Regions from separate parts of the Homo sapiens genome. Here region 2 is linked to region 1. Evidence: read pairs that join two places in POLR2A ChIA-PET (ENCODE). Cell type or tissue: Panc1. All regions are shown on one strand. Links, peaks and the distances in the headings refer to the core of each region. The heading gives the core; the rest is flanking DNA. Region 1 has its middle 35 kb from the start of COPS8. Region 2 holds the start of LOC105373960 (a long non-coding RNA gene).

Region 1 (16,478 bases), core at 6,992-11,991:
CACACCCACTCAGATTCACATATACTCACACATTTGTTCACACATGCCATGCACACTCACATGCACTCACACTTATCACACACAGCTCACATATATTCACACTCACCTCACACGCACCCTCACGCTCACTCTCACAAATATCACACACACGCACTCACACACTTGCTCAGAGACTCACATGCACTCAAAAATTTGCTTACACTCACAAATGTCACACACTCATGCACTCACACTCATCACACACGTGCTCACAAACTTGCTTACACCCACACATACATACACTCACACATTTGTTCACACAAATCACACAGACTCATGCACTCATACTTGCTCACACACATCACACTCAGACTCACATGCACTCACACACACACATCACACGCACACTCACAGACTCACATGCACTCACTCGCTTACAGCCTCCTCAGCTTTCATCCCTGAGGACGCCACCCCTGCTGCCCTGTGACTCAGAGGCTCACAAGGAAGAGGCACCACATGACGGATCTGGCAAGGTCCCTCCCCCTCCCGCCACCCCATGCTGAATGAATCACAGCCTCCTGTTTATTTAACCACTTCAAGAAGCTGGGTTTCTTCCAGGGGCTTTCTTAGGCAGCAGGGGGCATGCAGGGGAAAGGGGTGGAAAGAAAGCAGGGCCCTCTCTACTAGTGATGTAGAGAGGGGAATGCAGGGAGGGCGTGCAAGGAGCGTCCGTGGGGAGCTGGTGTCCCCATGTTGTGCGTGGGCCTTGGGCATACAGGGCCCATGTCGCAGCCCTCAGGGTCCCGATGGGGCCTCCTACATCCAGGACTGGAGAGGGGCTGCCACTTACACAGGAGTGTGAAGCTGCACTAGACTAGGGTCCTGGCCCCAAAGAAAACAAGAAGCTGGTTCAAGCCTGGTGCCAACACAAACCCTTTATCTGCCCTAAAAGTGAAGCTGAGGCCACCAGGCTTTCAGGTGGGCTTCAGCAGCCCCCAATGCTGATTCACACCTGCACCAGGCCTGCTGAGGGGGCTGCTGTCCCAGAGAAGGTGCGGCTTCGGGTTGTGCTTTAGTGCACAGACAGCAAGGGTACAACAGGAAGAAAAGACGCTGTAGGGAGAGAAAGAAGACAGGGGAGGGAAAGAAGATTTGATCCATGATTTCTGCCATGCAGTCAGTGCTTCCATACACAGATGTGTGCACACGTATATGTACGTAGGTCTTGATTTATTTGAGTATGAGCACATTTAGAATTTGGATGACACCAGAGTGGCTCAAGGCTTGCACTCCAAACTTGAAAGAAACAAATCTTTTTCTGTGCTAGAAAAATTTAGCCAATTAAACAAAAACACCAGTTCTATCTTTTTTTCTTGTAATGCTGAAGAAATCCATTTTGAGACTTGGGCATTTTTAATTTTCAATTTTCCCAAGTGCAGCAAATTTCTTTTCAGGGATTGACATTAAGGATATGTGGAGTGTCAAAATTCACATACGCAATGGTTCTTCAATTCTATTATGAAGTTAGAAAACAGATGAAGTACTTAGTGCCCCTCCCAATATTTGTCTAGACCAAACTAGACACAAAAAATGACAACAAAATAATTCAATTAACCAATACTTTTGAACAATGGAAAAACCTTCAGTTATTTGTGTTTTTAATTACAGGATGGATTTGTAAATGCCAAAGGTTCTGAATGTATTTTGAAGTTAATTCAATGATTAGTTTCTCCAATAAAACTTTTGCTCCCCTGGCAGACAGGAGCACAAGGAGAAAGAGGACCCTCGCCTTAGGGGTGACAAATGCTGGCATCTACGCACAGCCATTTGCTCTCATTGTCCCTGAGTTCTGGTTTCTCTTACCAATGTTTGCACATCCGAGTTACAGAGAGAAAGAAAGGAAAGCGCTGTAGCAGGAGCCGGGCTGTGATTTAGGCAGATCATATTCAGGTTGGTGTTAGCCAAATTCCATAACACGCAGACCCCTGGAGATAGGAAAAGGAGCACAGATTCCCTGAACAACTGATTCAACACACCAGCTCTGTTTGTAAAGCATTTCTATGCCCATAAACAGACCTGTGGATCTAGCATCCCAGCACTTTTACTTAGATGGAAAAAGTCTATGCTCTCATTCCAAGCAGGCACCTCCCTTCTTTCCTGTCCTCTGAGAAGACACACAGACAAGGGTGCTGGGGTTACAGCACAGGAGAGGTCGGAGGGTGCGTGGCTGGCACGTAACCGTCAGTGACTCTGAAAGGATATCTCCTGTCCGAGCCTTCAGCCTTGCCAATGTGCATGGGGCAAGCCCAGGGACTCTGCCAGCCCCTGGTGAGGGTCTGTGGAGACAGGGCCAAGAAACGGCTAGAACAGCCTCTCAGCCTGGCTGCTGAGCCTTGGTACGAGCAAATGTAAGGGGCGTGTGGCTGGTCCTGTCAGGTCAGCAGCCAGGGGACTCCAGGAGCCTTCCACAGCCAGGGCAAGCAGCTGCCCAAAGCAGAAGACACAGAACAGCCTGCAAGTCTCCTCAGCAGGCAGAAAAGTTGCTCATGGGCCTCTTAGCAAAAGAGAAGATGCTCACCAAATGTGCTGTTTTGGCTGAAGATATGAAAGCAAACCCAGTGTACCTTTGGAGGGAGAATATAGCTTCATGTAAATAGCCAGTAGCTTTCTAAATGTGCTCTCCAGAGCTCTGGGTTTCCTGAAAGTCCAGGAACGAGGCAGGAGCTTGGAGGAAATGTTCTTTGGTTTTCTATGCATGCATTGGTCTCTGAAGGGGCAGAGCAGCTCTGTGGCGCTGGACCCAAGACCTTTGGACCGTGGGTGGGGAGCGCCTGAAAAACAATAGCACGGAGCTGGGCAGAGCTCCCCTGGCCCAGCCGCTGTCTCAGGTTGAACATCTGAGACCTTGTGAAATGTTTGTAGGTAGCCAGATGGCCTTTGAAAGGATCTGGAGAAAAGGTCCCTTACATCAGTGTAAGGTAAACTCTGGGATGTATTTTTCTACCATTATCCCTGAACTCTCAACAAAATTGTATTAAAATATGTAGACTGGTTTCTGCTGTACTATGTTGGATTTGGGAAACAGGAGATGAGGTAGATCAATGTATCTGCCAAGGCCAGGGTGACGGCAGGACCAATGTCACTGAGAGAGCACAGCTTCACAGAGGAGCATGGTTTCATGTCAGGACAGCAGGGTAGCAGGTGATGCTCCAGACACCACTGGGAGACCTCTGTCAGGGGTGCTGTGCTTACAGCAGGCTGGCTTAGTTAGAGCAGTTCAAGGTAGCTCTGGCGGCAAGAGTGATCTGTTATATACAAAATGCGTAGAGATGGAAGGGCAATTAAGATTAAGATGATGACAGGCAAGACAGTTCAGATAGTGATTCTTTTGCTTTAAAGACATTGAAAACAATGGGTTTCCTTTCTAGATATCTTTCTTCCTACTCTAAGTTAAACACCAAAGAACAAATTCAACTGGAGAAGTGCGCCATCAAAGCATGCCTGTCTCTTTTCAGACGTCTGGAACTGGTTGGGGAATCAGGGCTCTGGGGGAGTATGGATGGAAAATCATGCGAGGAGTCATCGGGTGTCTGAGGCTGTTTTTCTAAAACCATAAAGACTTGGGTTCCCAAAGATGGTTTTGGAAGTTGAAGTATAAACCAGCCAAGGCTGTTAGAAGCCATGCTTCAGAGACTAGAAGACACTGTAATTTTTCTGCATCATTTTATAAACACATGCACATTGATTTTTAGGTCTGTCATACACACAGTGGGAGTCAGAGGACCTGATGTCCCCACACCAGAAAGCCAACTTTTCCCACTCTGAATGTCCCCGCATTCTCAGGAACAAACCTGCAGCAATGACCCCGAATGGTTTATCTCAGAGGTTTATTTTGGAACCTGAAGACCAGAAACTAGTTCAGTCCCTGCTCATCTTTCTCGCCCCGAAACCCTCTCCAGAGGAAGAAGAGCCCCCACTCATGTCATCCCCGCACACTGAGGGAGGCTGCGTTGGGCCCATCCCTCCAAGATCCACTCCACCCGTGTGGACTCCTCCAGGAATATTCTTCACAAGAGCAGTAGCTGCTCCTGGGAGTGCATTTTCTCTCAGATGTACCAGTGAGGGTCACCTGCATGAGTGGAAGCAAGACCATGAGATGCAGAGGAGGCAACCAAAGGGCTGCCCTTTTTCTGCACTGGCTCCCTGGGCAGCCTGTGGTGCAGCCCTGCCCTCAGCGGCAGCTCTGAGACATCGGACATTGCCTCTGTCACTTTACAGAGTACAGACTGATTATAGTTCAGGACTTCTCCCTTCTCTCCAATGCAAACAACACACAGAAAAAACGAACGGACTTGCTATTAAGTAAGAAGGAGGGGCACAGATGTAGCTCCCAGAATCAAAGAAAGGGATCTGCATGAGCTTCCAGTGCTGCTGTAACAGCTACTACAAATGCAGTAGCTTGACAATATCACATTTATTTGCTTAAAGTTCTAAAGGGCAGAATTCAAAAATGAGTCTCACTGGGCTAAAGTCAAGGTGTCAGCAGGGACATTTCCTTCTGGAGGCTTCAGCGGAGAATCAGCTTCTTTATCTAGCATGGTTTCGAGAGGATGCCTGCATTCCTTGGCCCATGGCCCCTTTTCTGTCTTCAAAGTGCATTGCTCTGACCTCTACTCCGCTCCCATCATCACGTGGCATTCTCATTTCTCTCTATCTCCTCCTGCCACCTCTCATAAAGAACTCTGTGATTATGCAGATGACCCATGTGGATAGCCCAGGGTCTTCCTTTTTTTAAGACCCTATCCTAGTCCATTTGTGCTGCTGTAACAAAATGCCACAAACTAGGTAATTTATAAATAATAGAAATGTATTTCTCACAGTTTTGAAGACTGGGAAGTCCAAGATCAAGGTGCTGGCAGATTCAGTGTCTGGTAAGAACTTCCTCTTTGCTTCTAAGATGGCATCTTGCTTCTGTATTCTCACTTGGCAGATGGTGGAAGGGAAAGAGGGACGAACACTGTGTCCTCAAGTGGCAGAAGAGATGGAAAGGCACTTTTGTAAGGGCACAGACCCATTCATGAGGGGCTCTGCTCCATGACTTAATCACCTCCTAAAGACCCCATCTGTTAATGTTGCCACATTGGTGATTAAGCTTCAACATATGACTGTTGAGGGGGCACATTCAGGCCATGGCAGATCCTTAACTTAATCACATCTGTAAAGTCTGTTTTGCCATGTAAGGTCTCATAGTTATAGGTTCCAGGATTAGGATGGGGACATCTTGGTGGGCCACTGTTCAGTTAACCATAGGTTCCAAGGTCAGAGATTTCAGGGACTGGACTCAGACACAGATCTCAGAGTCCCTGTTGGCAGGGGTCCCTCTCTTTGTCCCCAGTTTGCTGTTTCTCTGTGCGCGTTCATGATTTACACAGTTCTTGTACCCATTTCAGATTCTCCTGGTCTCATCTGTCCTTGCCGCCAAGATGGATTATCTGCAGGAACTTGGACCAACTTCACGGAACCTTCCTTATGTTCTGTTCATACTGCCCAGACCTGCCCTGGCTTCCCTGTTGCTCCTGAGGCAGAAGAGGCCTTTGGACTTACTCGGCCCCACATCTGTACAGTCCAGAGATGCTGGGGGAATTAACACCACAAAAGGTTGACTTTAGATCAATGTGAGACAAGTATTTCAACTATGATTGTGTATTTGTCAGTGCCTCTTTGTAATTCTGTGAGTTTTTTCCTTCATTTATTTGATAACATACTGTATAATAATGCACATTTTAAATTCTCATGTCTTCCTGGTTAACATTTTTATTTAGTCCTAATGTCGTGGGCTTCTTTGCTGGGGATTATGGTGTCAGCATCCTTTTAGGGATCATTTTTCTGCCTACCACAACTATGATTAACTTTTTGCCAACAATTTTGAGAATATAGGTGAAGTGTGTATTTTCTTGGGAAAAATCTGGTTGCTTATTTTAATTGGTAATACAGTAACACTTCCTTTTTGTTGATTCTTGATCTGGGATGTAAACATTTCTTCTTTCAGTGTTCAAATTTTCTTGTCATTTCATGTTATGTGTTTCTGTTGTAAAGTGTATATATATTTGAATTTTGTTTTATCATCCAATATGAGAGTCTGTTTTGTGAGTTTAGTTTCTTTATATTTATTGAGCGGCCATTAGCTTTGATTACTTGATACTTCCTTAAGTTGTGATTTCTAATGGCCATGTTTCTTTTTCCACATTTTTTGTTTCCTTCTTTTTTCCTTTTACTCCCTTAATGGTTTCAGAGTCACACACATTCTCTTGTCTACTGTATTATGTTCAGTATATTTGGCTCCTCTCTCTGCAGAGCTTCTGCTTCAGGAGGATTAGACTTACTGGCTCTATTGAGCCAGCCATAGCTGACTTTCTCTGGCTGATGAAACATATGTGAAAGTGACGGTGTCACTTCCAAAGAGAAGCAACAAGAGCCAGCACGTGGCTCCCCAGGTCTCTTCTCCCTCTGCTGAGTGGCACAGAGAGGCTGCTGGGTGGCCGGCATCCTAGAGTGATGCTGACAGAGAAGACGGCCTCTGCTGACCCCCAGTGGACAGGCAGCAGAAGCGTAAAAGAAACATTTGCTAGTAGTGTAAAGCACCAAGATCTGCAGGCCATTTGTTAGCGCAGCGTGGCTTAGCTTATCCTGACTGGTATGGTAGTTCCGATAAGCAAGTAGGAGGATTTTAAATGCCTTTATTTCACAATCATCTTAGATTGCTAGTTTAGACCGCTAAACTTTTAAATATAATTCAAGTGCTCTACAATGACTTTTCTGCTTCTAATAAATGTTTGACTATATTAAAATTGTTTATCAAAAATAAATTTGAAACTGTTCAATAAAAAGAGATTGATAGTTTAGATAAGGGTAGGGTTCTAGATTTACAGTGATTTTCATTCATCCCTGAATCTCAAATACCTTTCCAATAGCTACCACTAATATTAACTGTTATGATTACTTATTGGCTGCTTCCTAAGAACCCATCACTTTGCTAAGAGCTCCACATTGTTTTCTCATTTAATCCTCACAACAACCCAATTTAGCAATTGAGGAAACTATGACTTAGTGGCAGTTAAGGAACATATATATGAGCACAGCTAGTCAATATTAATAGCAGAGCAAGAACTCAAAGTCAGGGCTGCCTGATTTCAAAATTGTGTGCCATGCTGTTGTACCAATAAGCCCCTTCCATGGTACTCCACTGAAGAACAATGTGTGCCAATGCAAAGCAAATCTAGATCACAGTTGTTATTTCTATGATCACTCATCAAATATATACTTGCCCCTGTCTCCCATTATGAGTGGAGTCTACTTCCCTGCCCTGTGGGTTTTTCCCTTGTTCCTGTGCTTACACAGAGCATGGGATGTCAGCAGTCTTGTGAGGGGAGGATTGGCACAGGGCTGTGAGGTTTAGCTTGCCCTCCAGTGCATGGCTGATCCACTGGGAGAAGAATGTGGCCAGACAGCTGTGGAGCAAAACTGAACCCAGAATAGAGCTCAGAGTCAAGTCCCCCTGAAGGTTAGGCTGAAGTTGAGCCATCCATATCCTGCCCCATCAGCCAAGCCGTGGCTCTTGTGCTCACCCATGAGCATGAGAATACAGCTTTTTGTTGTAAGCCATTGAGTTTTGCCTCCTTTACAAATGTTATTTTAATTTTTTAAGTAGCACAGTAATGATTATTCCTGTTCCCAAAATGTTTTGTCACATCCTAGATTACTTCTTTAGAAAGATGACTAAGAGAAAAATTACTGGGCCCAGTGAATGGGATTCTTGAGGCATTTAATATGCTCCTTTCATCTGAACGTTTGACACTAAGGATTTCAAGATGTCTCTGTTTTCTTTCTGAAACTTCATGTCTAAGTGATCATTATTATCCATGGCCTCAGGCTCAAGGAAGCTCTCTGATTTCTTTCCTCTGTGTCAGTCGGTGAGAGAACTAAGACCACTAAGGTCACTGGCTTTGCCTTGATGCATCCACCATGCCACTGCGGGAACCTAGGCAAGCAAACACCTCACTTCCGCCATTTACAAAATGGAGACACCCAGCCCCATAGTTTTGCGAGGATGAAGTCACATATATTGAGAACACAGCAGTGTACTAAACTAAAATAAAGAACTTAATTCAAGCAATACATACACAGGCAAAAAATCACCAGCTCTCCGAGTTGGAGTCTCTCTTCCCCTTCTGATGACGAAAGGACTAATGACCACAACCTACTGGTGCACCTGGCATATCCACACCTGACTCCCAGCAGCTGCTGTCAGGGTGGACGTGAAGGCCAAAGGCTGGGGCTGAGCAATTTAGCATGTGGTTCTTTGAGAAATCTCACAAAAGCTTCTTTTATCACTTGAGGACACATCACCATCATCACCATCAGAGATGACCATTAGTTTTCATTAATGGCATTAATATATTAATATATTTCCCCACTTGCTTTACAAAAAATATGGAAGGTAGTTACCAAAAAACATTCAGGAGAAAGAGAATTAAGTACAAGAGCTGGGTGTGTGGGCAGTAAGTAGAGGGAAAGGGGAGCTGGCAAGTTGAACAAGAAGGAAAATGAATGCCACGTGCCTGTGAACAGCTGCTGGGCTCTGTATTCAGTTTGAGCTCTCTACAAGCCAAGGCAAAATGATGGAAGTAACCAATTGTAAGATACACAGTATCCACAAGGCCCTCTCTTGACACCCATATCAGAGAGCAATTTCTCACTTAAAACATTACTTGGTGATACAGGGCACAGCCCTTTCCATATTTCAGTAGAATACACGAGTCGTTTTCTCTGCCTCCTTCTCATACTGTCGCCCCAGAGGCACAGGCCCCAAGCAAGTGCACAGTGAGGGCTGAAATGGAGAGACTGTAAATCCTCAGAGCTGCTGCCCCAAGCATCAGGGTGCTCAAGAATCACTGGGGTCTTGTTAAATGCAGATTTGATTCAGTGTGTCTGGACTGGGGCTTCCAGGCGATGCCCAACTTGTGGTCCAGGAAGCACACTTTGAGAATATTTTTCACAACTGAACCTTTCATAAAACCTGGATACAGAGTGTTTGGGGTTAATTTTCTGATGAGAGCTGGGTGCTCTCACATTCTATGCGGCAGTCAAAGGCAGGGCCACATGGTTTGAATGTGCAGGGCCAACCTAACGGTCTCTGATGATATTAACAGGCTGGACCAGGGCTGGAGCTTGCAGCTAAAGCCACTGCACTTCTCCAAGCAGAGGGGCCATGGCACTGCTCACCCCCTAGCCATTCCCTTATGCCAACACTGCAGGTGACCGGCTTTTATTCTTAGTCGATGTCCAGGATAATTTTGTTAGGTTTTGTATATTTTAATTTTTGCTTAAATTTAGCATACATGTGGATTTGATCATTTAAACTGGTGAGTGACAAGTGTGTGACAAGCCCCTAAAATAACGCCTTGGCTGGGTCTTTTAAATAATTTTTGTTCTCTTCATCCTCACAAAATAACTAATGGGTACTGCGCTTAATACCTGGGTGATGAAATAATCTGTATAAGAAACCCACATGACACAAGCCTACCTATGTAACAAACCTGTACATGTACCCCTCAACTTAAAATAAACGTTAAAAATTGTTCTTAATTATTAGGAATTCAGCCTCTAATTCCCCATAGATTTTCTTCCTTGCCAAGTCTTAGTAAACTTATCCATTCCACTCATATGACAAAAGAACTGACGACTCAAGGGCCAAACAAACTATTTAAAAAGCAAGAACATGAAGAAAACCTTTTTTTCAAAAATATCTAATAACTCAAGAGCACTTCTTCGGCCCTTAGAAAAGACTTATTTAAGCCTTTGAAGGGACTGCGTTTCAGCCAGCAGTGATGGTGATCGGACATTCAAGGAATGAAGTGGTAGGAATGACCCTACACACCAAGTGAGTTATGGCAGCACATTGTAAACAACAAGACACCGGGTGACAGCGAGGAGTGAGAATCAAGCAGATGTTTGGCTCTGGCTAAGCACATGCTTTACACATCTCAACTCAAGAGGGTTTTCAAACACAGCATCAACCCCATGTGTTTGGTTTTCCTTGTCAGAGCCCTTCTGCTATCTTGAGGAAGGGATGGGTGGAAATACAGAAAAGCTGCCCTGCACAGATTCCTGCATCTACATCCACAGCTCCAGTCACATGAAAGACACCAGACGCAGCATCAAAACATTTAGCCAAGATAATGTTGACAATGTAAGATAATGTTGAAAACTAAAGCTTCCTAATCTTTTGAAGTTGGTCCATATTAAATTGCCTCAGGCAAAGTTAAGGCAGTTGAGGCCACACTCCCATATTTCCATTTACATTCTTTGTATTTTATGACAGAAATACATTGAAAATCTTGTTCACCAGTCTGCTAAAAATCAGGGTTATAAGGGGAGACATCCAACAGGCTTAAGGCTCCCAAATGGATTTGGAATTTTTTGGACCTTACTCGATTGACCTCATTCACTGCCCAACCTCACAAACAACCTAATTCAGTTTTCAAACCATGTTATTTAACCGACACAGGATAGCCATGAAGAGGTTCTTATTACCTTATGCATTATTATGCACTGGGCATTTTGCCCTTTGTCCTGAATTGCTCTTCTTAGAGATCAGGTGCAGGTGCACAATTAGGAGAACATTATTCAATCAAAACTGTTTTTGGCAATTCCTCCCATCATGTGACTCACAAGTTAAAAATGGTCCAGTTCCTCTTTCATTTAGAATGAAATCTTTTCCTGCAGCTCCACCCAGGAGAAAAAATCATGATTCACATTCAGGATGCACATATGCTGGTCAGGTGGGTGCACACAACATGCTCATTCAAGTCCACTCATTTCTTAAAAAGATGTCCAAAGACTCCTGGCTTCCCACTATCTCAATTGACCCAGGAGAATGTCATCAATCATTTACATGAATAAAATGTCCACCCTGGTTTTAGCTTGTCTTTAGATATTTGGATAAAACTACACAATCTTTTCCACTAATTTTGAAAGCTTCCTTTACTTAGAGAAGCAACAAATTCAGAGGAAAGTTACTACTTTGCTCAACCACAAATATGATGCAGATTACTCAAAAGTTATTGACTCTAGCAAAACGGCAAACCCTTACCTTTCTCCAACTGCAGTGATAGCAAGGGTTCTCAGGTGAGAGGAAATCCAGGCATGGCATTTGTTAACAAGGAGGTACTTACTCCAGTTCATGGGCTGCTCAGCTAAGAGGCAATAGATGCCTTTCTTCCCCCTGCTTTTCAATGCAGAGTTTAATTGTGGGTTGTAAAAATCCCCCAGACACACTAAAAGCTAGAAGACTCCTGGAAAACTGCTAATCTCTCCAGGAGGTGTATTTGCCCTTGCTGCTATCATTTGGATGGATGGGGGCAGTGGGGATGGATGCTATCAGGTGGAATTCTGTTCTTCCTGCTTTTGCTATAAAAGGTGGAGACAGGTTAAGGGGAGGGGAGTCCTGGTAACTGTCCTAACATAACCAGTGCCTGAACATTCCTTCAAAACAGCCTTGATCAGTGGTTATTGAACTTGGCTTCAACGGTATCTGACTGATGGGATCCTCACACTATCTGAGACCATCTAGACCATCACCAACTGATACGCACAAGTTGTGTGGCTACTGAGCACTTGGAATGTGGAAGTCCAAATTGGGCTGTGCCACAAATGTAAAATACACATGGGATTTCAAAGATGTAGTATAAAGAAAAGAATGTAAAATATCTCATTAATATTTTTGTATTGATGACATGTTGAACTAATAATATTTTTGATTGGCTAAATAAGATTGTTGTTAAAATTAATTTTATCTGTTTTTCTTTTTCACCTTTTTACTGTGGCATCCAGAAAATTTAAAGTTACATATGTGAGGTGTGTCTTCTAACTCTATTAGACAGTGCTGGTCTAGGCAGTTAAATAGCTCTTCTTTGTGTTGAGTCAAAACTGGTCTTTCTAACCTTCTTGATTTTGCCTTCTGAAGCAATAAACAAAATTATTCCACATGGTGGTCAGTCCAATATCTGAAGACAATCATCATCCCCACCCATCTTTTCTTCTCATGCTGAATAGCCTTTCCTTTTGCAAACATTCCTTCTATGACATGTGTTAAAAATTATTTATCCAAAACTTGGAAAATGTCAAAATGATTGTTGTTATCTTTCTGAACAATTTCTTTAATAAGCCCAGTTGACCTTCATTGAGCTCTCTCAGGGAGTGTAACTTTGATTTTACAGGGCTGTAAAACATCTGGTTCCTTATCAGTTACGGATAGTTGCTCTGAGTTTAACTTGCAGAAAGTAGAGAGTGAGAAATGTTCTTATAACCTGAGATGAAAGGCAAAAATTCTGCAAATGGATTTCTGGGAATTATGTGAGGACATTAAACTGAGCTTCTTCTCATGCCCCTGCATCTAGCTGTTGGGGACCTAACTCCATATTGGTTGTGGCTCAGTTTAGTGCATATTCCATCTCTTGGAAGAAAGCATGCCAACCCGTCATGCTAGTACAATTGCTGAGCCTTGAATAGGCCATTCCACCATTCTATTAAGCTAGATACTTCTGTGTAAGGAAAACTTAAAACCAATGAAACGGTCATGCACCCATTGTCACATCTCCCTGTTCATAAAATGGGTCTCTTGGACTGACGTGATGCTCTGTAGGATTTATTGTTAATAGATGAGACTTTTGTATGTTCTTAGAAGGTGGTGCTGGAGAAGGCACTCACAGTGCATGTAAGGCAAACCCATACTTGGAGTAGGTGCCAATTCCAGTAAGGATGTGACGCTGTTCTTCCCATGGTAGAAGGGGCCAATATAACCAACTACTGGTATCTTCAGTGCTGCCAAGTGGTATCTAGTTTCCTTCTGGAACAGTCATAGTTGACGGCTTCACATCACTCTGCACTGACTCCAGGTCCACAGAGGAAGAAGCAAGATCAGCCTTGGTGATGGAGAACTCACGCTGCCTGGCCCATGTGTAAACCCCATTCCTGCTACTATTATGACTCTATTTATGGACACATTGTGCCAACACAGGGATGAGTGAAGACAGCCTGGCCCACAGGCAAAAGACAAGTTAACTTGTCCACTTCATAGATGACTTTTTCCCGGTCTGGTGAGTGTTCTCTGGTGGGCATTGATGTGAAACACATAGATTTACTTACTGTGCGCCCACTCCTACAAGTCCATTCGTGATCTCTTTCCCAGACCTCTTTATCTCCAATTTCCTGATCTTTCTCCTTTCAGGCCTCTGATACACAAGCCTAGCCACTTGCCACTGTCTTATACCTAATGTTAAATGACGAGTTAATGGGTGCAGCACACCAGCATGGCACATGTATACATATGTAACTAACCTGCACATTGTGCACATGTACCCTAAAACTTAAAGTATAATAATAAAAAGAAACAGATGCAAAAAAAAGACAAAAAATAAATAAATAAAGTTCATTCTGCTGGCTGCTGCTACCTCTGTTCAAAGTGAATGGCCAAATGCACGGCTCAAAAATCTGTCCACTTGGAGTATTTCCCCTCACTGCTATCCTTTATGTCCACCACTGAGTGGGCTTGAAATATGGCAGGAGTGCATTTTTAGGCTTGTATCAACATGTCAAGCTGACCTGTTTGTGAATCAGGCCTGGGTTTTTGCTTCCTCCATCAGCAAGTCAGAAGAAACCTCCAATAAAACTATACATGTGAATTGAGAGAGAGGTGTTGGTACAACAGAGGTAAGAGCTATGAAAGTCTAGGTCACCTGATTAGCTATTTGTAATTGTACGTGCTTGGATCTGCTATCAAATTTACCATTTTCACTGACCAATAAATTTCTGCTGTACCCACAAACTTTTAAATCTGAAAATAGGCAGTTACAGCCCACCCATTGAAATCCTAATTTTGTTTTTCTTTTGGAGAAATTCTAGTTAATTCTTTTTCATATATGCCAGGCATGTTTTGATGTCTCTTGCTCACTCTTCATATTTTAATGTCTTGACTTTTAAAAATATTTGAAAAAATTATTTAAACATACACTTAAATAGTTTCGTAAAATAAACATGTTGTTAAACATGCTTTAACATACTTAAACATATAAAACATTTTCATAATTATAATTTCACACCCAATGTCTTTGAGGCTTTAATTCTATGGCTTTTAATTTATGCTGATTCCTATTCATAATGGCTTATTATGCACTGTTTAGTTTTGGATTGTGAACTCATCTTTCTTGGAACCCTATCTATGGCAATTCATTCAGGCATTGAGCTAAATATATTGCCAGGTATTTGCTTTTGTTTCCAGACAACCTTCTGAAGACAGACTTGTGTACTCACATCCCCTTCCCATTACTTCTTACTTGCTCCCCTACTGCAGAATCTTCTAGAGTGGAAGGATTTTTCTCTAGTTCATCTTTCCAAGGCATTATCTTTAAGATGTCCTACTGTATGTGAGTTGAATGATCTTACTTACCTCATCAAATATAAGGTTTTGTCTCCTGCGCCCTTCATATCAGTGGCCCCAAATAACAGAGGTTCTAGGCCATCAAGATTGGTGGCTCCAGTGCTAGAGTATAGTTGTTTCTGGCCTTTGAGAATGTCCCTATTTTACTGTCAGCTCATCGATGTATATTTAAAAATAACTTTAATACTTTAAATAGCGTTTTAGTTGTTCTAGACTGGGAGGTTTTCTCCAGACATTTAATTAACTATATTAGCAGAAATAGATGTTAACCTTATATTTTAGCATGCACATTTAACTTAAAGTTTAAAATTAATTTGTATCTTTTCCCCTACATGAACATTTCAAAGATTTAGGATTAACATACTGGACAATAATAGTTACAAGTTTGGAGGCATCTTATTTTTAAATGGTTCTAATTTAATAACTCTCAATCAAGGGTAGGGACGATGAAAATCTTCAGAAGACTTTTTCAAGTGTTACTACATGTAATGAATGTGTCGTATATGTTAATAATATGAAGGCCAAACAATGTTGAGAATTAAGTGTTCTCATTGATGAAATCATCTTCTTATAAAATTGGCTCTAGTATTACTGACCTATACATCCAACAAAAATATATATAAATATATATACAAAACTATATATATGTATATATTCTAAATTTAGTTTATGTTCTTAAAAGGAAACTTTCTTTTACAACCACAGTAAAATCAACAAAATCAGGAAAATCAGTGTACTATAAAATGATCTCATCCAAAGGCTGGAAAACTTTCTACATAGGGTCAAATAGTAAATATTTTAGCCTTTAAAGAACATACAGTTTGTGTTACAACTACTGAATTCCACTGTTGTAGTGTGCAAGTAGCTACAGATGATGCATAAATCAATGGGTGTGGCTGTGTTCCAAAAACACATTTGCAAAAATAAGCATTGACCTGGTTTGGTCCCACAAGCTATAGTTTGCCAACTCCTGATCTAATCTACAGAGTTAATTCTGATTTTGCTAATTTTCCAATCATGCGCGTTATAGCATTGCGTTGAGTTGTGCCTCTTTAGTTTCTTTTGATCTGGATAGTTTTTCAATCTTTCTTTGTATTTCATGAAATTGACATTCCTGAAGAATGCAAGATAGTTGTTTTTGTAAATTATCCCTCATTTTGGGTTTGTGTGATGCTTCTTCATTATTAGATTCAGGATTTACATTTTGGACATGGATACCACAGAATTGATGTGTTCTCTTCAGTGGTTTGTAGTAGAAAGCACATGATGCTGAAGTGACTCATTACTGGTAAAGTTAACTTGGTTAAAAGGGTCATCCACTAAAATTTTAGTATATTCTTCTTTAGAAAATACTTGTGGGAAGGGAGTTTGGGTCTGTAAATATTCTTAATTCCCAAGCTTTAACCCACTAGTTTAACGTCCATTGATGAACCTTTCCTGTATTAATTATTATCATTATGGTTTCCCAGTGGTGATATTACAAGTCCATTCATTCTACATCTGTTAGTTGGAACTGTTCTTCAGTGCTATTTATTTGTTTATATCCATATGGAATAATGAATTCTTATGTAATTGAACAGGTTATAATCCTTAACTATCATTTATTTTGATGCTCAATCTGTCCCTAATTTGGCCAGACAGATCCCCTTTCAAGCTGGCTCTAGTGTCCTGTTAGTATGTCTTCCAATTCTTTAAGTTCCTCCTTGCTTTCTGGCACAAGCTGTTTTAAGCGGTTCTCTACTTACAGACCTGAAACCAACTATTTCTCCAAGGAGTCCTGTGTCCTTTTAAAGAAATAGCCTTGGTTTCATTGATTTTATTAATTGTAAGGTTTTTATGTTGCTTATTTCTGTTCGCTTCTTTATCTGGGGCTTAATTTGCTCTTCTTTTTCTAAGTTCTTAAGATAGAAGCTTAGATAACTGATTCTAGATTTTATTTTAATAAAATAAGCATTTTAAAACATGAATTTCACTCCAAGTAGGGCTTTAATCCCACAAATTT
Region 2 (11,472 bases), core at 782-5,781, 820 kb before region 1:
TTATTAAACTTTTGCTTCAAACTCATCCTTTGTGTCCATACTCCTCAACTCTCTTGGTTGTAAGACAAAGAACTCTGGGTGATACCTCACAATGAGAGACTGCTCCATTGTGGTGCATTGATGAGACTCTAACACCATTAAGTGACACATACCTGTATATGTGTTCATACTAACTCATGTCACATATGTAACCAGCAGCATGTATCTACAACTATTTCTATATGTAGCTATCTGCATCTATAGTAAGCTAAGAATGAATTCATACTGATGTATAATCCATCACCACATGGATCATTCTAGCTTCCTCCCCTTGCTTTTGTGTAAACACACTGAGAAATGTAGCTTCTACCATCTGCCACTGTTTACATAATTGCTCTATTCCAGTATATTTGTAGAGCAGTATCTGAATTATTAGCTCATGCCTCCATAGCAAACAACTTTATTAACTAGACTACAGTGCTTTTGTGCAATTCCTTCTGTCTTTAGTCTTAGAGGTGCAACTCATTTCCAAGTTACTTAGGTCAGCACCTTCCCATCCCCTCCACCCCCACCCCTCCATCCCCTCCAGCAAAGTTGTTGCATGCATTTGTAATACAGTTTGTTGCGTAAACCAAAAATACAATTCTAAGCCTCCCAACTGACTGAAGAGACCCCTCCTTTCTACCAAGGGGGTCCAAAGAAACCTGAAAAACTACTTCATGTGATGACAGGAAAGAGGGGTCAGACATGCCTCATTATATTCTCCTCCCTTTGGAGTTCAGGCACAACTGACCAACACTAACATTAAAACAGAGGTCTTAAGAGTGACAAAACAGACTCTTTATAGTAATAAGATACCAAATTCCAACCTGATTCTAGTATAACATCACTTGACAGATAGTGTGTTCCTGAAAGAAATCAAAATATTTATCCATATATATATATATATATATATATATTTTAGACAGAGTTTCACTCTGCCATCCAGGCTAGAGTGCAGTGGTGCAATCTCAGCTCACTGCAGCCTCCACCTCCTGGGTTCAAGTGATTCTCCTGCCTCAGCCTCCCGAGTAGCTGGGATTACAGGTATCCACCACCACACCTGGCTAATTTTTGTATTTTTAGTAGAGATGGGGTCTCACTATGTTGCCCTGGCTGGGCTCGAACTCCTGACCTCAGCTGATCCACCTGCCTCAGCCTCCCAAAGTGCTGGGATTACAGGCATAAGCCACTGGGCCCGGCCCCCAAATATATTTCTTTTCTTTTTTTTTTCTTCTCGAGATGGAGCCTTCCTCTGTCGCCCAGTCTGGAGTGCAATGGCACAATCTTGGCTCACTGCAACTGCTGCCTCCCAGGTTCAAGCAATTATCCTGCCTCAGCATCCTGAGTAGCTGGGATTACAGGTGTGCACCACCATGCCCAGCTAATCTTTGTATTTTTTTTTTTTTTTTTGAGATGGAGTCTCGCTCTGTCACCCAGGCTGGAGTGCAGTGGCGCGATCTCACTGCAAGCTCTGCCTCATGGGTTCATGCCATTGTCCTGCCTTAGCCTCCCGACCGAGTAGCTAGGACTATAGGCGCCTGCCACCATGCCCGGCTAATTTTTTGTATTTTTAGTAGAGACAGGGTTTCACTGTGTTAGCCAGGATGGTCTTGATTTCCTGACCTCGTGATCGGCCTGCTTCGGCCTCCCAAAGTGCTGGGATTACAGGTGTGAGCCACTGTGCCCATCTGGAGTTTGACTTTTTAAAATCAACAACAGTTAGATTCTCTTGTCACGGTCGGCATTCCTTCCTGAGAGCCCCCTCCCCAACCTCCTAAATTATAATATCCGTAGGAAAGTAATAGACTTTCAACTATTAACAGATATCCTGCAATATTGCTGTAAACACTGATTCATTCTAGGAGTCTTTATTCTTTGGGATTTTCTACACAGACAATCATCTCATCTGTGAACAAAGACAATTTTGCCTCTTACTTTCCAATATGTATACATTTTATTTCCTTTTCTTGTTTTATTGCACTTCCTAGGACTTTGGTATGATATTGAATCATAGTGGTAAAAGGGGATATCTTTGCCTTTTTCCTGTTCTCAGGGGAAAAGCATTCAACTTTTCTTCATTAGGTATAATATTAGTTGTAGGGTTTTTGGGTAGATTAAAAAAAAACAAACTGACAAAGTTCCCTCCTCTTTCTGGTTTTATTTACTGAATTTTTTTTATCATGGATGGGTGTTGGTTTTGTCAAATGCTTTTTCAGCATCAATGAATATGATCATATGATTTCTTTTCTTTAGACTTTTGATGTCATGGATTGCATTAATTTATTTTTGAATGCTGAATCAGTCTTGTATACCTGGAATAAATATCATTTGATTTATGTTTAATTCTTTTCATGTGTTGTTGGATTCAATTTACTAATATTTTGAGAATTTTTTTTTCTTTTTTTGAGATAGAGTCTTGCCATGTCACCCAGGCTGGAGTGCAGTGGTGCAATCTCGGCTCACTGCAAGTTCTGCCTCCCAGGTTCACGCCGTTCTCCTGCCTCAGCCTCCTGAGTAGCTGGACTACAGGTGCCTGCCATCACGCCCAGCTAATTTTTTTGGTATTTTTAGTAGAGACTAGGTTTCACCGTGTTAGCCAGGGTGGTCTCGATCTCCTGACCTTGTGATCCGCCTGCCTTGGCCTCCCAAAGTGCTAGGATTACAGGCATGAGCCACCACGCCCGGCCATTTTTTTTTTTTTTTGAGACAGAGTCTCACTCTGTTGCCTGGGCTGGAGTGCAGTGGCACCATCTCGGCTCACTGCAACCTCCGCCTCCAGGGTTCAAGCAATTCTCCTGCCTCAGCCTCCTGAGGAGCTGGGACTACAGGCGCATGCCACCCAGCTAATTTTTGTATTTTTAGTAGAGACAGGGTTTCACCATGTTGTCCAGGATGGTCTCGAACTCCTGACCTCAGATGATCCACCTGCCTCAGCCTCCCGAAATGCTGGGATTATAGGCGTAAGCCACCGCACCCAGCCCTCTGTCACCTAAATTCTGACAAATTTAGAGAATATTGATTTGAAGGGATGGCAAAGAATTAACATGCCCCCACTGCCACCAGGTCCCAAAATGACTCAGAATTCCAGGGGTGCCAAGCACATTGGGTTCCATGCAAAGCATCTTGGTGGCCCTAGGAACCTGCCCCCACCTGTTTGCCATCTTTGTTTTTCGTTTTTGTTTTTGTTTTTGATTTTTTTTTTTGAGACAGAGTCTGGCTCTGTTGCCCAGGCTGGAATGCAGTGACTTGATCTGGGCTCACTGCAACCTCTGCCTCCCAGGTTCAAGCAATTCTTGTGCCTCAGCCTCCAGAGTAGCTGGGATTACAGGCACGTGCCAACCATGCTGGCTAATGTTTGTATTTGCGGTAGAGACAGGGTTTTACCTTTTTGGCCAGGCTGGTCTCGAACTCCTGACCTCAAGTGATCCATCCGCTTTGGCCTCCCAAAGTGCTGGAATTGCAGGCGTGAGCCCCCGTGCCCAGGCTGTGTGTGCTGTCTTGATCCTGATGGTTGCATCATCAAAGAGAAGATGGAATCAAACAAAGGGCATGATCTTCTTCTTGCAATTTGGTAATCATATAAAAGTAGTAGACAGACTTCCCTGTGCTAAAGAAAACATTAATCCAAGAATACTTATTAAAGCTCAATAAGGAAGACTTCTATTCAGGACCATCGGGATCACTGTAGGGAACACTTGCAGTGGGGGAGGGAGACTGCGCTCAACTCCGACTGCAGCACCAGCAAGCAGGGACTTGTAGCCAAGGAGCAGGGTGGGGTCAGCAGATGGAAAATGACTAAGAGGAAATGTCACAGGTGACAAGGATTCTGGAGCAACTGACCTCACAGGATGCTTGCTGAAGACAGGCCAGGGCAATCAGACATCCCCTGGGGGATGGTGGGAGATGAGGAACCTGTTCAGATGTGGAGGGTGATCGGCTCTCGAGAGGGCAGGAGTTCTGGCTAAACTGATTTAGCAGAGGGTTCTTTTGCTAAAACTGGATTTTCTGAGGAAGTGCACAGAGGGGCCCAGGGGAAGGAAGGTTTAGAAGCCTAACCAAAGTATGGTCAAGCAAACAATCATTGTCACTTTTAAACTGAGTTTTTCCCCCCCCACAATTTTTTAACTGCTGAATTTTAGGTCCGTTTGTTAACTAAAGCATTTATTTGTTTAATTGTTCCTGTAAATAAGCAATATTAGACTACATGCATATGTAAAAGGACATCTCTGTATGTCTCAAAATTCATAATAGGAAAAACAAAAGCACCAAAACAAGAGGAAAATAACCTCAGCTTGTAATTTGTAAATAAATACTCCCTATTTCTTTTCCCTGTTTGAAGATAATTAATGGCAGTCGACTCTGTAGCTGGTTTTGTTTTATAAATATGTTCTTATAGGAAGCTTGTCTTTTTTAACCTTTTTTTTTTTTTTGAGGCAGGTTCTCACACTGTCACTCAGGCTGGAGTACAGTGGTGTGATCTTGGCTCACTGTAACCTCTGCCTCCTGGGCTCAAGCCATCCTCCCACCTCAGCCTCCTGAGCAGCTGCAACTACAGGTGTGCATCACCACACCTGGCTAATTTTTGTAGTTTTTTGCAGAGATGGGAGGGGTTTTGCTACATTTCCCAAGCTGGTCTCGAACTCCTGAACTCAAGCAATCCTCCCACCTCGGTCTCCCAAAGTGCGTGGATTACAGGTGTGAGCCACTGTGCCTGGCCCTATTTTAAATTCTTGATTCTGTTTAAAAAAAAATCGTGACATCTTTTCTCCAAAAAAGGAGGGAAGAAAATATTTCCTAAAAGTAAAATTTTAAATGATGTTACATTTATTCATTCATTCAAAACTTCTTTTTTAAATGAGACAGGATCTTGATCTGCTGCCCAGGCTGGAGTGCAGTGGCATGATCATGGTTCACTGCAGCCTCAACCTTGTGGGCTCAGGCAATCCTCCCACCTCAGCCTCCTGTGTAGCTGGGACTACAGGTATGGGCCACCACACTCAGCTAATTATTGTATTTTTGGTAGAGACAGAGTTTCTCTGTGTTGCCCAGACTGATCCAAACTCTGGAACTCAAGAGATCCATCTGCCTAGGCCTCCCAAAGTGCTAGGATTACAGGCGATGAGCACTGCGTGGGGCCCAAAATATATTTATTGAACACATTCAACATCCAGCGTCTGTACAAGGCCATGGGTGCTCTGAGCAGAAAACAAACAGGCCAAATCCCTTCTTCATGGGTCTTAGACGGCAGTAGAGGAGGCCAGCCAGCAGGGAATGAGCACTCAGAGGAGGCGTGGTGGGGAAGGAAGCAGGCCGAGTGGGCCACAGGGAGGGCTGGGGCTGGATGGCCAAGGAGGGCTTCACGCTGGGCACAGACCTGAGGATGGTGAAGGGTGGAAGAAGTCATTCCAGACAGAGAGAACTGCAGGTGCAAAGGCCCTGGGGCTGTGCTTGGCTCACTTGAGGACAATGAGGTGGTAGGCAAGCTGCCTGGTGTAGGAGGGGCAGACAGTGAATGGGATGAGGTCACAGTGGATGCCAAACCTGCGCCATGTAGAACCTTGCAGGCCACTGCAGGGATTTGGGCTTTTACTCTGAAGTGGATGGGAAGCCACTGGCGGGATCTGAGCAGAGAAGACATGGTATAGCTGCTCTTTTAAAAAGATTACTCTGAGGGCTCCAACAGACTGTAAGGAAGAAAGGTGAAAAGTAAGGAGAGTAAAAGCAGGATTACAGCAGCTGTTTTGGTGTCTCGGAATGTGGTCTTTGTGGTGTAGGCAATGAGAAGTGATCAGATTCTGGGCTGACTGTGAAGATGGAGTGGACACGATGGACTGATGGGGTGGAGAGGGGTAGAAGGGGAAGAGACCAGTTGAGCTGGACTCTCAGTTTTGTGGTCTGTGTGATTTGGAGGATGGCGGTGCCGCTGCTGAGGCAGGGGAGAGGCAGAGAGGAGGAGCACGCGAAGCATCAGGCTTTGGGTCGGGCGCGGTGGCTCACGCCTGTAATTCCAGCACTTTGGGAGGCTGAGGCGGGCAGATCACTTGAGGCCACAAGTTCAAGACAAGCCTGGCCAACATGGTGAAACCCCGTCTCTACTAAAAATACAAAAATTAGCCGGACGTGGTGGCAGGTGCCTGTAATCCCAGCTACTCCTGCTGAGGCAGGAGAATCGCTTGAACCCGGGAAGCGGAGGTTGCAGTGAGCCGAGATCGTGCCACTATACTCCAGCCTGGGCGACAAGAGTGAAACTGTCTCAAAAAAAAAAAAAAAAAAAAAAGGAATAAAAGAAAAAGTGGGCTTTGGATGCACGGTCTGAGACGCCACTTTGTTCTTTAGTTTCTTCAGGTGGTTCAAAGTACAGGCATTTCTTCTTCATTTACAATCTAGGCTTTACGTTTCCCTGATTCCTGCTTTAAGGGCATCCTGTGAACTTAGGTATGTTGCATTTCCTTTTTTTTTATTTTTCTTTTTGAGACGGAGTCTCGCTCTGTCACCCAGGCTGGAGTACAGTGGCATGATCTCGGCTCACTGCAACCTCCGCCTCCCAGGTTCAAGCAATTTTCCTGCCTCTGCCTCCTGAGTAGCTGGGATTACAGATGCCTGCCACCATGTCCAGCTAATTTTTTGTATTTTTAGTAGAGATGGGGTTTCACTGTGTTGGCCAGGCTGGTCTGGAACTCCTGACCTCGTGATCTGCCCGCCTTGGCCTCCCAAAGTGCTGGGATTACAAGCATGAGCCACCACACCCAGCCTGGTATGTTGCATTTTCATTTTTATTCAGTTCAAAATATTTTCTAATTTTATTTTTGGTTGACTCATGAATTATTTAGAAGTGTGATATCCAGTTTCACATACTTGGGGATTTTCCAGAGATCTTTCTGTTTCTGGTTTATCATTTGATTCCACTGTGGTCAGAAAACATACTTAGTACAGCTTGCATTCTTCAAAAACATTTTTGAGACTTTATGACCTGCATTACAGGGGTGTCGAATCTTTTGGCTTCCCTGGGCCAATTTGGAAGAAGGAGAATTGTCTTGGGCCACACATAAAATACACTAACACTAACAATAGCTGATGAGCTAAAAAAAAATGCAATAAACATATTATTATTATTATTATTATTTTTGAGACAGAGTCTCACTCTGTCACCCAGGCTGGAGTGCAGTGGCATGATTTCAGTTCACTGCAACTCCACCTCCAGGGTTCAAGTGATACTTGTGTCTCAGCCTCCCAAGTAGCTGGGACTACAGGCATGCGCCACCATGCCCAGTTAATTTTTGTGTTTTTAGTAGAGACAGGGTTTCACCATGTTGGCCAGGCTGGTCTCGAACTCCTAACCTCAAGTGGTCCACCCACCGCAGCCTCCCAAAGTGTCTCATAATGTTTTAAGAAAGTTTATGAATTTGCGTTGGGCTACATTCAAAGCTATCTTGGGCCACAAGTGGCCCACAGGCTGCGGATTGGATAAGCTTGGCCTAGAATATGGTCTATCTCTGTAAATGGGTCCAGATACAAGCTCAGCAATTGCTGTTCTAAAATTCTGCACCTTCTATGTTTGTTTGTTTATTTATTTATTTATGTTTTTGAGATAGAGTCTCGCTCTGTTGCCCATGCTGGAGTGCAGTGGCACAATCTTGGCTCACTGCAACCTCTGCCTCCTGGGTTCAAGCGATTCTCCTGTCTCAGCCTCCCGAGTAGCTAGGACTACAGGTGCGTGCCACCACACCTGGCTAATTGTTGTATTTTTAGAAGAGACGGGGTTTCGCCATGTTGGCCAGGCTGGTCTCAAACTCCTGACCTCAGATGGTCTGCCCACCTCAGCCTCCCAAAGTGCTGGGAATACAGCATGAGCCACCGCACCCGGCCGGCACCTTCTACGTTTATTGTTAATTGAAAAACAGTCTTGAGCTGTGCCAAGGATGCCTGGGGATGAATAGAACTGTTTGGAGCATGTGCCTAACCTGTAACTGTGGCACTGCCACTGCAATGCATTGTGGGGGGTGGGCTGCCCCCACTTACATGACAACTGTGACAATCATTGCTCTGGAATAATCAGGATTCTCATTTGAGACTCCAGCTGGCTTTGATATTTCGTTTCTAGAGACTCACCCAGCAGTGTAAGAAAATAAACAAACTCTGAGAGGCTGTGAGTTTTGAATTGCAGAGGGTAAAACCAGAGCCAAAAGTTCCAGAGAAAATATTTCAAGCTTCGGGTGTGTTTGAGGAACTGAGAAGTCACAGAATAGCTGGAAAAGAGGATGTAGTGTAAAGTAAACTCAGCTGCACAGACATATGGTCTGTTGGTGGAACTGGAGTCCGACCAGATAATGATCATCAGCGAGGCAGTGCTCTGAAGAAGCCTCTCATCCACAGGTGGGGGTCCGGGCTGCTGCAAACAGTTGCGCAGGTGTGCGCTGCACAACTCAGGGCCACCGTTAACATCACACATAATGGCACATGGCAAAAGGTCCCATTAGGTACAGCCCTGTGGCTTTACCATGTTAAATGCCTTTCGTCTTTCTGGGCCAGTCACTGTGAATCTGAGTGCCTGTGAGGGCACAAACCCTGCACAGTTCCTCTGCTCCTGGCAGTGTAGCATCCCATAACTCCTCCCCAGGGCCCTGCCAGTGCCAGCTCAAAAATCTCCCTGTGGGAGGGTATGGCAGAAAGACCCTAGGGTTCATGCCCTATATAATCCCTTCCTCTTGAGTGTGAGTGGGACCTGTGACTTGCTTATAACCAGTAGAATATAGCACAGGTGACAGGATGTCACTCCCATGACTGAGTTACTATAGATACCTAGACAAGCCTCCATCTTACCAGCACACATTGGAGATTCTCCTTCCTGGCTTGATGAAATAAGGACCGTGTTATGTTATAAGTTCACCTAACAAAAAACCACTAACAAGGACCTGAGGGGGACCTTCAGTCAGAGGCCAGCAAAAGCCAGGGCCCCTTGGTCACATGCCCCACCCATTCAGTCCACTGGGCTGCACTGAGCTTGTGCACCAGCTCAGCCCGTAGCTGGGCCATGTGTGCCCCAGCCTGCCTGTGTTATAGCTCCTACCCACATTTGGTGGTTCCTGAACTCTTGTCTCATGTCCAGGAAGAATGAGGTTACCCTGACCATCGAAGGATGAGGAGGGCAGATAATAACTGTATTGAGTGATGGAAAAGTTCTCAGTGGAGAGGGGATGCAAGGGTTGTCCTCCACTCTAAGTTGGGTGGTCTCTCCTTCAGTGTGGCTGGGTCTGGGATTTTATAGGCTCAGAATGGGGAGTGTGTGCTGATTGGTTTGTGAGTATGCAAAAAAGGTTAAAACAAAGGCACTGCTCAAAGGTGGGCATGACAGTGTAAAAAACCAATTAGGGTAGGGTAGGTTTCTGTAAAATAGGTGAAGGGTGGGGATCAATCAGAGGAAAGTGCACCAAACGGGAAGACGGGTTCTCAATCTGGTCCGTGGATTTGACTTGTAGCTTGGCTTTCAGGTTTTAAACTGTCTTTGTCTTGGAGGTAGGGTTTCACTGGGGTTCTGCCCCATCTGCCTAGGCATGTGTCTGCCTCCTGCATCTGCAAGAGGAGGATGTGACCCAGCGGACACCTGGTGACAGCCTCATGAGACCCTGCCATCTCAGAGGACATAGCTGGGCCACGCCGGGACTTCTCACCAGCCGGGAAATATGTTACCCAGCGATATAAATGAATGCAGGGGGTCTTGAGAACACAGTCCAGTTGGAAGCAGAAAATAGGTGACTCGTCTTCAGATGGTGAACATGCTATTTGTACTTCAATTGTGTGTTTAGCTGGGGTGGCTTGGGGGTGCTGGTGGAAATTACAGTAGGCAAAGTCCCTGTGGGCCACCCCAGGACCCAGCAACTAGCCCAGCAGCCTGGAGGAGTGGGAGGCATGGCTGGGCCCTGGCCTGGGGAAGGAAGGGGATATTTGCTTGGAACATTCTAGTACAATTAATTGGAATGAAAGTGTTGTCATTTTAAGTTTCTGACAGTTTGGTTAGGTTAGACTTTAAAAATCGTAACGTGGCCGGGCATGGTGGTTCATGCCTATAATCCCAACACTTTTGGGAGGCCAAGGTGGGTGGGTCACTTGAGGCCAAGAGCTTGAGACCAGCCTGGCCAACATGGCAAAACCCTGTCTTTACTAAAAAATACAAAAATTAAAGGCGGGGCGTGGTGGCTCACGCCTGTAATCCCAGCACTTTGGGAGGCCGAGGAGGGCAGATCACGAGGTCAGGAGATCGTGACCATCCTGGCTAACACGGTGAAACCTCGTCTCTACTAAAAAATGGAAAAAAATTAGCTGGGCGTGGTGACAGGCACCTGTAGTCCCAGCTACTTGGGAGGCTGAGGCAGGAGAATGGCATGAACCTGGGAGGCGGAGCTTGCAATGAGCCAAGATAATGCCACTGCACTCCAGCCTGGGCGACAGAGTGAGACTCCGTCTCAAAAAAAAAAAAAAAAAAAAAAAACACACAAAAACAAAAATTAGATGGGCATGGTGGTATGCACCTGTAATTCCAGCTACTCAGAAGGCTGAGGCACAAGAATCACCTGAACCCAGGAGGCAGAGGTTGCAGTGAGCTGAGATTGTGCCAGTGCACTCCAGCCTGGGCAACAGAGGGAGACCCCATCTCAGCAAAAACAACAAAAAAAGAGGATACACAAATTTCCTTCCTAACCAGTACCCCAGTAACTTTCCTCTGAGTCAACCAATGTTGTTTCTCGTTTGACCTGCTAGAAAATTTCAGTGGACAAATTCGATTATTTTTATGTTCCTTTCACCTAACAGAATTTTGTGGGGTTAATTCCACATCAGTATTTACAGATCTGCGCTGTGCTTGTTAGTTCGTGATTGTGTTTTGTACTGGTGGATGCGTGGTTCCCTGCCTCACCCGCCCAGGAAAAAACATTCAAATGATCTTCTAGAAAAAGCCTCGGTTCAAGGTCAAGATGGTCTCAATTCATGCACAGCTGAAGCTATCGACTCTCACTTTCTGTGGTGACAAAGCCAAGTCCCTGTCAATTACACCCCAGAACCTGGAAGGCTCCTGCCGAAACCCACCCGATTGTCCCATAGAACTGATGTTTATAGGCCAGGTGCAATGGCTCACGCCTGTAATCCCAGCATTTTGGGAGGCTGAGGTGGGCTTGAGGCCAGGAGTTCGAGACCAGCCTGGCCAACATGGCGAAACCCCGTCTCTACTAAAAATGCAAAAACTAAAAAAAATTAGCCAGGTGTGGTAGTGTGCGCCTGTAATCCCAGCTACTTGGGAGGCTGAGGCGTGAGAATCACCTGAACCCAGGTTGCAGCGAGCCAAGACGGTGTCACTGCACCCTAGGCTGGGCAACAGAGTGAAACTGTCTCAAAACAAAACAAAACAAATCAAGACTGATGTTTATAGTTTATTTTGAGTAAACATAGAAATTGCGCCTC

Evidence for each region. Peaks named below come from ENCODE experiments on the same cell type or tissue, not always from the same donor. Only the 100,000 strongest peaks of a DNase experiment are listed, where the experiment ranks them.
Region 2: POLR2A ChIA-PET joins it to region 1 with 5 read pairs; 2 of 35 experiments call an interaction of 5 or more read pairs at or near these places.

What each region holds. Positions count from the first base shown.
Region 1 is chr2:237,112,485-237,128,962 of GRCh38, reverse strand. No RefSeq gene overlaps it. Among named protein-coding and RNA genes, the nearest start is that of COPS8, 35 kb to the right of the region's middle. RefSeq lists enhancers at 302-861, 1,839-2,353, 2,354-2,869. In Panc1, for the core only: no CTCF peak of the experiment used is centred there; no DNase peak of the experiment used is centred there; H3K27ac peaks cover 962 bases.
Region 2 is chr2:237,928,332-237,939,803 of GRCh38, reverse strand. It overlaps LOC105373960 (a long non-coding RNA gene), which reads left to right and starts at 5,587. Exons shown (of 3, transcript XR_924046.3): 1 at 5,587-5,660. RefSeq lists an enhancer at 6,323-6,492. In Panc1, for the core only: no CTCF peak of the experiment used is centred there; a DNase peak (open chromatin) is centred at 3,813.